Linked DNA regions of Homo sapiens: region 1 is linked to region 2. A link is an interaction called in ENCODE POLR2A ChIA-PET data of the cell type or tissue named here. Cell type or tissue: GM12878. All regions are shown on one strand. Links, peaks and the distances in the headings refer to the core of each region. The heading gives the core; the rest is flanking DNA.

Region 1 (5,371 bases), core at 111-5,110, 250 kb after region 2:
GCGTCAAAACCTACGAACGCCTTTTCTACATGGTGGCTCCGAGCCCCGAAGCCATGCGCATTTGGATGGACGTCATCGTGACCGCCGCTGACGAAAACCACGCCCCCTGAGTGGCCCCGCCCTCTTGGGGGGAAGTCCCTTCGAGGCTCCGCCGGCGCGGGGCGCGGGGGCGTTCCTAGGCCCCGCCCACTGCCGGAAAACTTGGACGCACCGCTTTGGAACTCTCCCGGGAATTCCGCAGGCGCGGCAGTTCAGCTGGCCTGAGCTGCTGCGTTCTGGGTTGCAGGTGCCTTGCCCCCGACGGGATCGCCGGCCCCTAAGGCCCTGCCCGGGGCAGGAGGAAGATTGCAGGGGCGGGAAGAAACTATTTATTGGTGCTCCTGTGATACCGAATTAAATACGGAGGAAAAACAGGAATTGCTGCTGTGGTTTCCAGCCCAGGCATCCGGGGCCCCTTGACCCCTAGGCAGGACATCTGAGTTATCGGTACCTCTGGGAGCCACGCGTCCCACAGCCGGCTCTCTAGGAATGGAGGCCTTCAACTCTTAAGGTCATAGCTGGGAGAAGAGGGTGAGAGGCATGTCCCCCTTAGTGTTTGGCAGTTTTGCTTTTTTAGTTTGTAGGCCCTTCTGTTTCCACCCTTTCTGGCCTGACCGGCTGCTGGAAATTTCTAGGAACTCCTAGGCTTCCCCCCTTTAGGCCTTTGCCTACGTTGTTCCCTCTGCCCTTTTCTTCCCTTTTTTTCTTTTATCTATTTATTTTTATAGAGATGGGGTCTCACTGTGTTGCCCAGGCTGGTCTCCAACTCCTGGACTTAAGCGATCCACTCACCTTAGCCTCCCAAGGTGCTGAGATTACAGGTGTGAGCCACCACGCCTGGCCCCCCTCCTTCCCTTAATCAGCTGCACCTCATTCTTCCAGCCTTAGTTCAGTTGGCACCTCCTTCAGGAAGCCCTCACTGACTTTCCTGGCTGGGTCAGGCACCCCCTTTTGAGCTCTGTCATCCCATCCCTGAGGACCCTGGGTCATCATGGGCGATGGATCTGTGTCCTTTATGCACTGGGAGCTCCATGAGGCAGAGCCAGCATTGTCCTGGTCACTGCTGTTCCCAGCACCATAGAGCATGTCTCATTCCATGAAAGTGGAAAAAAACAAAAAATAAAACTCGCTTCCCTTTCACCTCTGGGCCTTTGTACGTTCTGTTCCCTTTGCTTAGGCACCTCTCCCCATTCCACAAAAGCCCTGCTCATCATTTAGCTTTTAGTTCCTATATTAAGTCTCTTTCTCCAGGAAGCCCTCCCTGATTGTCCTGGCAGGTCAGATGCTTCCTCTGGGCTTTTCTTTTTTTTTGAGACTGAGTCTCAGTCTGTCGCCCAGGCTGGAGTGCAGTGGTGCAATCTCGGCTCACTGCAACCTCCACCTCTCAGGTTCAAACGATTCTTCTGCCTCAGCCTCCCGAGTAGCTGGGATTACAGGCACCCACCACCACACCACGCCTGGCTTTCTTTTTTTTGTATTTTTAGTAGAGATGGGGTTTCACCATGTAGTCCAGGCTAGCCTCCAACTCCCAGGCTCAAGCGACCTGCCTGTCTCGGCCTCCCAAAGTGTTGGAATTACAGGCGTGAGCCACTGCTCCTGGCCCTGGGCTTTTCATTATAGCCCTGACAGCTCCACCTGTGCCTCCCCATTCCCAGCCCTGATCATTCTATCCTGTGCATCTCTCATCATGGCCTTCACTACCTGGGATCATCACTGCTGTTGAGTCTGTCTCCCGCTCTGGCCTGGGAGTGAGTGCTGTCTTGGTCACCACTGAACCCTTGGTACAGCAGAGGGCCTGGTGCATACTGCGTACGGAGGGAACATCTGGTGGTTGAATAAACTGATGGGAAAGTGATGCTAAGGGCTGGGGACTGTCATGAACAAGGCAGGCAGAGCTCTTTGGCTGACTTCATCCTTCAGGTCTCATCTACGGCGCCCGTTCCTTCAAGAAGCTCTCCCTGACCCCTAGGCTGGGTCAGGTGCCTGTTCTGGGCCTCTACAGTCCTCCAGGGTCCCCCACTTGAGCACTCTAGGCTGTCATTCTGGAGACAGCTCTTTCCTGCCTCAAAAAGTTCCCTTGAGGACCCAGATATAGTGCTCTGAGTCCCGGGAGTGCAGACACCCAAATTCCTAGGTCCTCTGGGACTGTAGGTGTCCCTTGGCCTCTACCTTCAGGTATGTGACATCTGGATTCTTGGATCAGTTCATCCCCCAGCCCCTCTGCAAACTGGGTCCCTTACTGAATCCCGCTTCATGGGCATCTGACCAATGTAGACGACAGCTCCCCGTGTTCAGAAGAGCCCTGCTCTTGGGTTTAATGCTCTGTGGTCACTGTGTAGAAATTCGTAAATGTATCTTTGAATTTCTGTTTTGTAAGCTAAGACTAATGAGATAATGAAAGCATGATGAGGCAGCCTCACCTCTCTGGGACAAGTTTCCACTCCTGTCCCCACCTCTTTTTTTTCTTGAGACGGAGTCTTACTCTGTCACCTAGGCTGGAGTGCAGTGGCGCGATCTCGGCTCACTGCAACCTCTGCCTCCCAGGTTCAAGCGATTCTCCTGCCTCAGCCTCCTGAGTAGCTGGGATTTTAGGCGCTGGCCACCACACCCGGCTAATTTTTGAATTTTTAGTAGAGACAGGGTTTCACCATGTTGGCCAGGCTGGTCTGGAACTCCTGACCTCAAGTGGTCCGCCTGCCTGGGCCTCCCAAAATGCTGGGAATACAGGTTTGAGCCACCGTGCCTGGCCTGTTCCCTTCTTAACTCTGCCCCGTGATCACTGGCACTCTCCACTCCTGCTGCAGGCACGCCACAAGAAGATCAGGGTTGGGTACCTGTGCCTCATGGTATCTTGGGGTGGAACATGGCGGTGGGCATCTGGTGGGATGGGGAACCCAGCCAGGCTGCCCACGTTGTGGGGCAGGGTCCCTAGCCACCTTTGAAGATCTGTGCTGGTCCCACAAGTATCTCTGTGCCCAAGGGAACATAACATTAAACACCATGAGGGGTCAAGAGAAAGGCTGAGGGCCAGGTGCAGTGCCTCATGCCCGTAATCCTAGCATTTTGGGAGGCTGAGACAGGAAGATCACTTGAGCCCAGGAGTTTGAGACCAGCCTGGGCAACATAACAAGACCCTTTTTCTACAAAAAAAAATTTAAAAATTAGCTGGACATGGTGGCACACACCTGTAGTGGCAGCTACTTGGGAGGCTGAGGTGGGAGGATTGCTTGAGTCCGGGAGATAGAGAGGCTGCAGTGAGCTGTGAGCTGCATGCCAGCCTGGGTGGCAGAGTGAGACTGTCTCAAAAAAAAAAAAAAAAAAAAGATTGAGGCAGAAGAAAGGAAAAAAAAGTGTTTCTATTTTAGTACCTTTAACAGCACTCTTTCCTGTTTTTTTTTTTTTTTTTTTTTTTTTTTGGTGAGAATGGAGTTTTGCTCTTGTTGCCCAGGCTGGAGTGCAATGGTGCGATCTCAGCTCACTGCACCCTCCGCCTCCTGGGTTCAAGCGATTCTCCTGTCTCAGCCTCTGGAGTAGCTAGGATTACAGGCACACGCCACCACACCTGGCTAATTTTTTGTATTTTTAGTAGAAATGGGGTTTCACCATGTTGGTCAGTCTGGTCTCGAACTCCTAATTTCTGGTGATCCTCCCACCTCGGCCTCCCAAAGTGCTGGGATTACAGGCGTGAGCCACCGTGCCCGGCCTCTTTTCCTGCGTTTTGAACCAGGTCTCTAAATTTCATTTTGCACTGGGGCCCGAAAATTATACAGTCAGCCCCATCCCTGACTCCACTCCTTCCCTAACTTGTCACAAACAGTGTGTCCCAGAGGGAGTGGGCCTGAGTCAGGCTGGGAACCTCACTGGCGTCAGAGCCTGGTCTGCCACAGGGAGACGAGAAATCCAGAGTGAATATGGTCCTGGGCTTGTCTGAGGCCTGGGAGTGATCTGTATTGCTGGCAGCTGCCTCCGCACTGACCCCTGAGCCAGATTCTAGATTCTCTGCCATAAAATCTGCAAAGGACCCAGAAGAGCCAGCCACCTACCACGCAGCAGGCTTAAGTGGTGCCCTGCATTCAAACCTCCTTCTGTTCTCTGGTCATGGGCCAGGCGGGGGTCAGCGCCTAGAATCTGGGCAGGCCTGAGCAAGAGGTACCTCTCCACCCTGGGTCCCACTCCCTCCCGAGATGCTAGTTCTTCTGGTCTGGCCAGTTGGGGTTCCTCCCTGAAACTCTCCCACACAGCTGGGACCTGCAGGGCCTCCTGCTTCAGAGCAGCACACAATAATAATGCTAGTCTCACCCTGCCTGTCACTCACTGGGTCCCCGCTCTATCCTTCAGGAGGTAGGGGTTTTCAGGGGAAGTTCAGAGAGGGAGATGGAGTTGCTTGAGGTTACACAGCAAGAGGGTGGCAGAGATAGGATTAAAATGTGTCTGTCCACTTCCAGACTTGATATTTTGCCCACTGCCTTACCCTACCAATGAAAGATAGTCCTTCTTTTATTATAAAAAAGACACTTTGGGCCCGGCATGGTGGCTCACGCCTGTAATCCCAGCACTTTGAGAGGCCGAGGCAGGCAGATCACCTGAGGTTGGGAGTTTGAGACCAGCCTGACCAACATGGCGAAACTCCATCTCTACTAAAAATACAAAAAATTTGCTGAGTGTGGTGGTGGATGCCTGTAATCCCAGCTACTCGGGAGGCTGAGGTAGAAGAATCGCTTGAACCTGGGAGACAGAGGTTGCAGTGAGCTGAGATTGCGCCATTTGCACTCCAGCCTGGGAAACGAGTGAAACTCCGTCTCAAAAAAAAAAAAAAAAAAAAAGACACCTTGGAGGCTCAGAGAGATGAAAGCATTTATGCAGCATCACACAGCAAAGCAAGAATCAGGGCTGAGATTCCAAGGCTGGGAGGCGGGCGGAGGGAGGGGGAAGGGGACAGTGCTGAATGAATGACTTCACAAGAAGTCATTCACTTTCTCTCTCTCAGCTTCAGCATGATGCCAAGTGACCTCACCCAGGTGACTGAAGTGCTCGTCATTGTTGGGAACGGGGGTGCCTCACAGGGTCTGGAGAACAGATAATATCTTTATAAACACGACCGCTGCTTGTCTCGTCATCAGACAGTGAGCCAGCCCCCTGCAGCCGGGTCTGACATCTGACTCTGCCGCTTCCCTTGCTGTGTGAACTTGAACAGATACCTTCCTCTCTCTGGGTCTCAGAGTCTTCCTCTGTGAAGGAGATCTTCCTCTCTACCCCCTCGTTAGGAATTCAAGGCAAGATTGCTTGTATAAGAGCTGACCACCCTGTGTGGCACACGGTTGGAGCTCAAGAA
Region 2 (5,371 bases), core at 206-5,205:
GCCCAGAGCAGGAGCAAGAGGGGGCAGGTGGCACACACTTTGAAACCACGAGCTCTTACAACAGATTCACTATTGTGAGGACAGTACCAAGGGGCTGGCGCTGAACCATGAGAAACCACCCCCATGATGCCGTCCCTCCCGCCAGGCCCCACCTCCAACAGTGGTGACTACAAACTACAAGTTGACATGAGATCTGGTGGGGACACAGATCCAAACCATATCAGTGCCTGACCTATGCTGAGCCTCAATAAATGTTAAATGCCACCATCATCCACAGGTGCCAGGTCTGCATTGGGCACATAGCATTTTGCAATCCTCTAACTTTGCAAATAAATGAGCCAATACATACTCTTTCTCCTTAATGCAAGCGATTGGTCTCTATCACCAGTGACTGAGAAGTGCCGACTGTTAGGGAATGGCAGCTAAAAAGCATTATTTCACTACAAAGTCTAGTTCAGTCATGCGCTGGTACCGGGGGTGACCTCTTTTCCCACTCTGGGCCTCTGCTGGAAGACGAAGGGGAAGGGGTGGGCAGTATCTCAAGGGTCCAGGCTCTCCTTCTCTGCCACCAGTACCCCAGAGCATGTCCCTGACCTTCCAGCTACTGTTGACAGCCATCCAGGATCTGGCTGAGCCCACTCTCCTCAGAGAAGGTGCTGGGGTGGCAGCTTTGGGGGTGGCAAACTCCATCTTGGAGCAGAGGAAGGAGAAACGCCCTGCTGCAGGATCTCGCGAGCCAGCTGGGCATGGCCGGTGGTCAAATGCTCTGATGCAATGATAATGAGGATGTAACGGTCCAGCAGCACCTGCTGGAGGTACTTGTCAGCCTAAAAAGTGGGCGTGCCTATGCCTGGCCGGTCTGATGATGACCGTGGGTGCGGGTAGGGTGTAGGGTCCACAGCCATTTCTATCACAGCCATGCAGGCTGAGTTAGGGTCTTTATTTCGTAGCCTCTCATGATATTGACAGGTCAACTTGCCTGAGCCTGTGCCCTTGGTAGTGCCAGCGTGCAGCCTGCATTCTCCCGTGAACAAAGTGTGGCCTGCAACTTGGCAGCAACTGCTGGCAGATTCCCCATCTTGCGGGCCTCCGTCAGAGCCCTGGCTGCCTCTCACGACAGCATCAGTATCTTGAACTGGCTGAGGGCTGGCTGGGCTGTACTTGCCATGGGTTGCCTGACCCCTAGTTCTCCAGCTTCAGAACGTGGTGACCCTTAGCAGAACAGGGGAGGGAGTATTTTCACCCTGAGTTACCCATTCTCCAATCCCTCTGCATGCCTGTCATAAATGTGTTACAATATACTTGCTGCCTTGGCATCCACTTTTAGGCCTGACATACATTGTTTGAAACTCAACGAAACCTCATCACCTTGGCCTAGTAAAACTTCCCCTTCCCCTTGTGGCTTGCAGTTTAGCCCACTTGTTCCTCATCTCACCAATCCAAAATCCAACAACATCCTACAGTGGCTGACCATGGCCCTATGGGATGGTCAACATCAGAGCGATGTAAATAAGTTCCCCCTTCAAGCGTGTTTTCTTTAAAATAGCCAATCCACAACCACCATGGGAAAGCCTAAGGGAATACAGGCATAGGCCCACAGGTTGTTTTTTTTTTTTTTTTGAGACGGAGTCTAGCTCTGTTGCCCAGGCTGGAGTGCAGTGGCGCAATCTCGGCTCACTGCAACCTCTGGCCTCCCGGGTTCAAGTGATTCTCCAGCCTCAGTCTCCCGAGTAGCTGGGATTACAGGTGCCCGCCACCACCCCTGGCTAATTTTTTGTATTTTTAATAGAGATGGGGTTTCACTATATGTTGGCCATGCTGGTCTCGAACTCTTGACCTCAGGTGATCCACCCACCTTGGCCTCCCAAAGTGCTGGGATTACAGGTGTGAGCCACTGCACACAGCTCTCCATGACTGTTTGACACTATCTTTTGATTCCCTAAAAAATGTTTACAAGAATTTCCGCTAGATAATGCTGAACTGGCTGAACTATGGATATAGATGGATCGTATCTGAAAGATGACAATGGTAAAAACTGTGTAAGATATGTAGTTACCACTTCCTTCGAAGTTGCTGAAGCCGCCCCTTACCTGTGGCTACTTTTTTTTTTTTCTTTTGAGATGGAGTCTTGCTCTGTTGCCCAAGCTGGAGTACAGTGGCGCAATCTCAGCTCACTGCAACCTCTGCCCACTGGATTCAAGCAATTTTCCTGCCTCAGCCTCCCGAGTAGCTGGGATTACAGGCACCCACCACCATGCCCAGCTAATTTTTTTGTATTTTTAGTAGAGACAGGGTTTCGTCATGTTGGCCAGTCTTCCTGAACTCCTGACCTCAAGTAATCTGCCTACCTCGGCCTCCCAAAGTGCTGGGATTACAGGTGTGAGCTGCTGCGCCTGGCCCCTGTGGCTACTTTTGCACGAAAAGCTAAACTCACTGCCCTTGCTGGCCTCCTCGTGAAAGGGCAATCTGTTACTCTATACAGATAGTAGATATGCCTTTGGGGTTGCTCCTGATTTTGGACTGCTATGGAAATGAAGGGGTTTACTCACGTCCACTGGAGGTCAAATTAAAAATGGATCCTATGTACGGGACTTACTGGATGCCATCCAGCTGCCAGCTGCCTTGGCTATTATGGAAACTCCCGGACATTCAAGGTTAACCTCTGCGGAAGCTAGAGGAAACAGTCTTGGCTGATAATGCCGCAAAGGATGCTGCTGTTAAAGGTTCGGTTCCTCAAATCTCTCTTGAGGCCCAGCTAAAAGAGCCACCAAAAGGTGATCTAAAAATGATTACCAAAGATGCACAAAATTGGGCACCAGAAACGGAAGAACAAAATTGGAAAGATCACACTGCTAGTTCAATGATTTGAAAAAAAAAAAAAAAAAAAAAAAAAAGCTGTGTTTAAGGCCTGATAACCAGTTCTCTCCAAGTCAATATTCTTAACTACAGTACATAATCTGACCCACTGGGGAACTTACAAATTGTTTTATGAAACAATATTAGGGGGAGTGACATTAAAAGAAGCTGTACTGGCCAAGTGCAGTGGCTCTCGGGCCTGTAATCCCAGCACTCTGGGAGGCCGAAGGGGGCGGATTGCTTGAGTCCAGGAGTTCGAGACCAGCCTGGGCAACATAGGGAAATCGTGTCTCTACTAAAAATATCAAAATAAGTAGTTTCAACTACTGGGGAGGCTGAGGTGGGAGAGTCACCTGAGCCTAGGAGATCAAGGCTGCAGTGAGTGGAGATCGTGCCATTGCACTCCAGTCTGAGTGACAGAATGAGACCCTCTCTCAAAAAAAAAAAAAAAAAAAAAAAAAAAAGCTGCCAAAAAAAAAAAAAAAAGCCTATTTGGCACTTGTGCCACCTGCCGTAAGTTTAACTCAGGAAAATGTGTACATCCCGATCCTGGACATTTTAATCTACCTAATGGGCCCTTCAAGGTTTGGCAAATGGATTTTATCCAACTACCCACTTCCGTGTGTGTGTGTGTGTGTGTGTGTGTGTGTGTGTGTGTATATATATATATATATATATATATGTACTAGTAACAGTTTGCACATTCTCCTATTGGGTAGAGGCTTTCCTGGTAGACAAGCCACTGCTTCAGCTGTGGCCAAAATTCTCCTGGAAAAAAAGTATTCCCACCTAGGGAACTCCCCTTGAAGTACATCGTGATCAGGAGCCCATTTTACTGGCCATATAATAAAACAAGTGAGTTCAGTTTGGCCAATTTCTCAGCATTTCCACTGTCTACAATCCCCAATCTTCTGGCTCAGTGGAACAAACAAGGGGAACTATAAAAACCCAGTTGGATGGCCGGGCACAGTAGCTCACCCCTGTAACCCCAGCACTTTGGAAGGCTGAGGCAGGCAGATCACTTGAGATCAGGAGTTCAAGACCAGCCTGGCCAACATGGTGAAACCCCATCCCTATTAAAAATACAAAAATTAGCCAGGTGTGGTGGTACACGCCTATAATCCCAGCTACTTGGGAGGCTGAGGCAGGAGAATTGCTCAAACCCAGGGGACAGAGGTTGCAGTGAGCTGAGATCAAGCCGCTGCACTCCAGCCTAGGTGATAGAGTGAGACTCCATTTCAAAACAAAAAAACAAAAAACCCAGTTGGCAGAATTTATCTACACCTTCCTTGACCTAAGTTCCTCCTTTGGTATTATTAAATCTAAGGGCCACTCTCTTTGGGGCTCATAAACTTTCACCTTTGGAAATAGTCACAGGCCATCCTATGCACTTGGCCTCCTCTGCTTTTGACCCTTAATTGATAAAAGGAGACATATCCATCTGGGTGCAGTGGCTCACACTCGTAAAATCCTAACACTTTGGGAGGCTGAAGCAAGGGGATCGCTTGAGTCCAGGAGCTCGAGACCAGCTTGGGTAACATGGCAAAACCCTGTCTCTACAAAAACACAAAAATTAGCTGGGTGTAGTTGTGTGTGCACCTGTAGTCCCAGCTACTCGGGATGCTGAGACGGGACGATCACTTCAACCGGGAGGCAGAGGTTGCAATGAGCCAAGATCCCGCTACCGTACTCCAGCCTGGGCACCAGAGGGAGACACTGTCTCAAAACAAAAACAAAAAAACAAAAAAAAACAAAACAGACATACTTCAATATTAATAAAGCCTTACTAAGGTAAAGGCATTAATAAAGCAATGGATAGAAATCATATTTTGATAGAACAATCTTTCCACAGCACAATCATAGGAGACAAAGACCTACAACACCATGATCTGCAGCCTGGCGACTTTGTCTATTGGAAAAGACACGTACGCAAGAATTCTATCCAGCCTTACCAGAAAGAGCCACATTAAGTCCTTCTCACCAATCCCTGTGCTGCCAAACTAAAGGGCATTGACTTCTGTATCCACATCTTTCATATTTATTTATTTATTTATTTTTGAGATGGGGTTTTGCCCAGGCTGGAGTGCAGTGGCATGATCTCGGCTCACTGCCACTTATGCCCACTGGGTTCAAGCGATTCTCCTGCCTCAGCCTCCCAAGTAGCTGGGATTACAGGTGCCTGCCACCACGCCCAGCTAATTTTTGTGTTTTTAGTGGAGATGGAGATGGGGTTTCACCATGTTGGCCGGGCTGGTCTTGAACTCCTGACCTCAAGTAATCCGCCCACCTCGGCCTCCCAAAATGCTGGGATTACGGGCGTGAGCCACTGCGCCCAGCCTATTTTTTCTTTTTTTGAGATAGGATCTCATTCTGTCACCCAGGCTGGAGTGCAGTGGCACGATCATGGCCCATTACAGCCTTGACCTCTGAGGCCCAAGTGATCCTCCCACCTCAGCCTCCTGAGTAGCTAGGCCTACAGGCGCGTGCCACATGCCTGGCTAGTTTTTTGTATTTT

What was found. Peaks named below come from ENCODE experiments on the same cell type or tissue, not always from the same donor. Only the 100,000 strongest peaks of a DNase experiment are listed, where the experiment ranks them.
Region 1: POLR2A ChIA-PET joins it to region 2 with 5 read pairs; 3 of 35 experiments call an interaction of 5 or more read pairs at or near these places.

Annotation. Positions count from the first base shown.
Region 1 is chr19:43,470,149-43,475,519 of GRCh38, reverse strand. PHLDB3 (pleckstrin homology like domain family B member 3) reads left to right here. Exons shown (of 16, transcript NM_198850.4): 16 at 1-417. The coding sequence ends at 110. Among named protein-coding and RNA genes, the nearest start is that of LYPD3, 7.2 kb to the right of the region's middle. In GM12878, for the core only: no CTCF peak of the experiment used is centred there; no DNase peak of the experiment used is centred there; H3K4me3 peaks cover 242 bases.
Region 2 is chr19:43,722,974-43,728,344 of GRCh38, reverse strand. SMG9 (SMG9 nonsense mediated mRNA decay factor) reads left to right here. Exons shown (of 14, transcript NM_019108.4): 14 at 1-362. Among named protein-coding and RNA genes, the nearest start is that of IRGC, 9.6 kb to the right of the region's middle. In GM12878, for the core only: no CTCF peak of the experiment used is centred there; DNase peaks (open chromatin) are centred at 1,364 and 2,694; H3K27ac peaks cover 1,678 bases.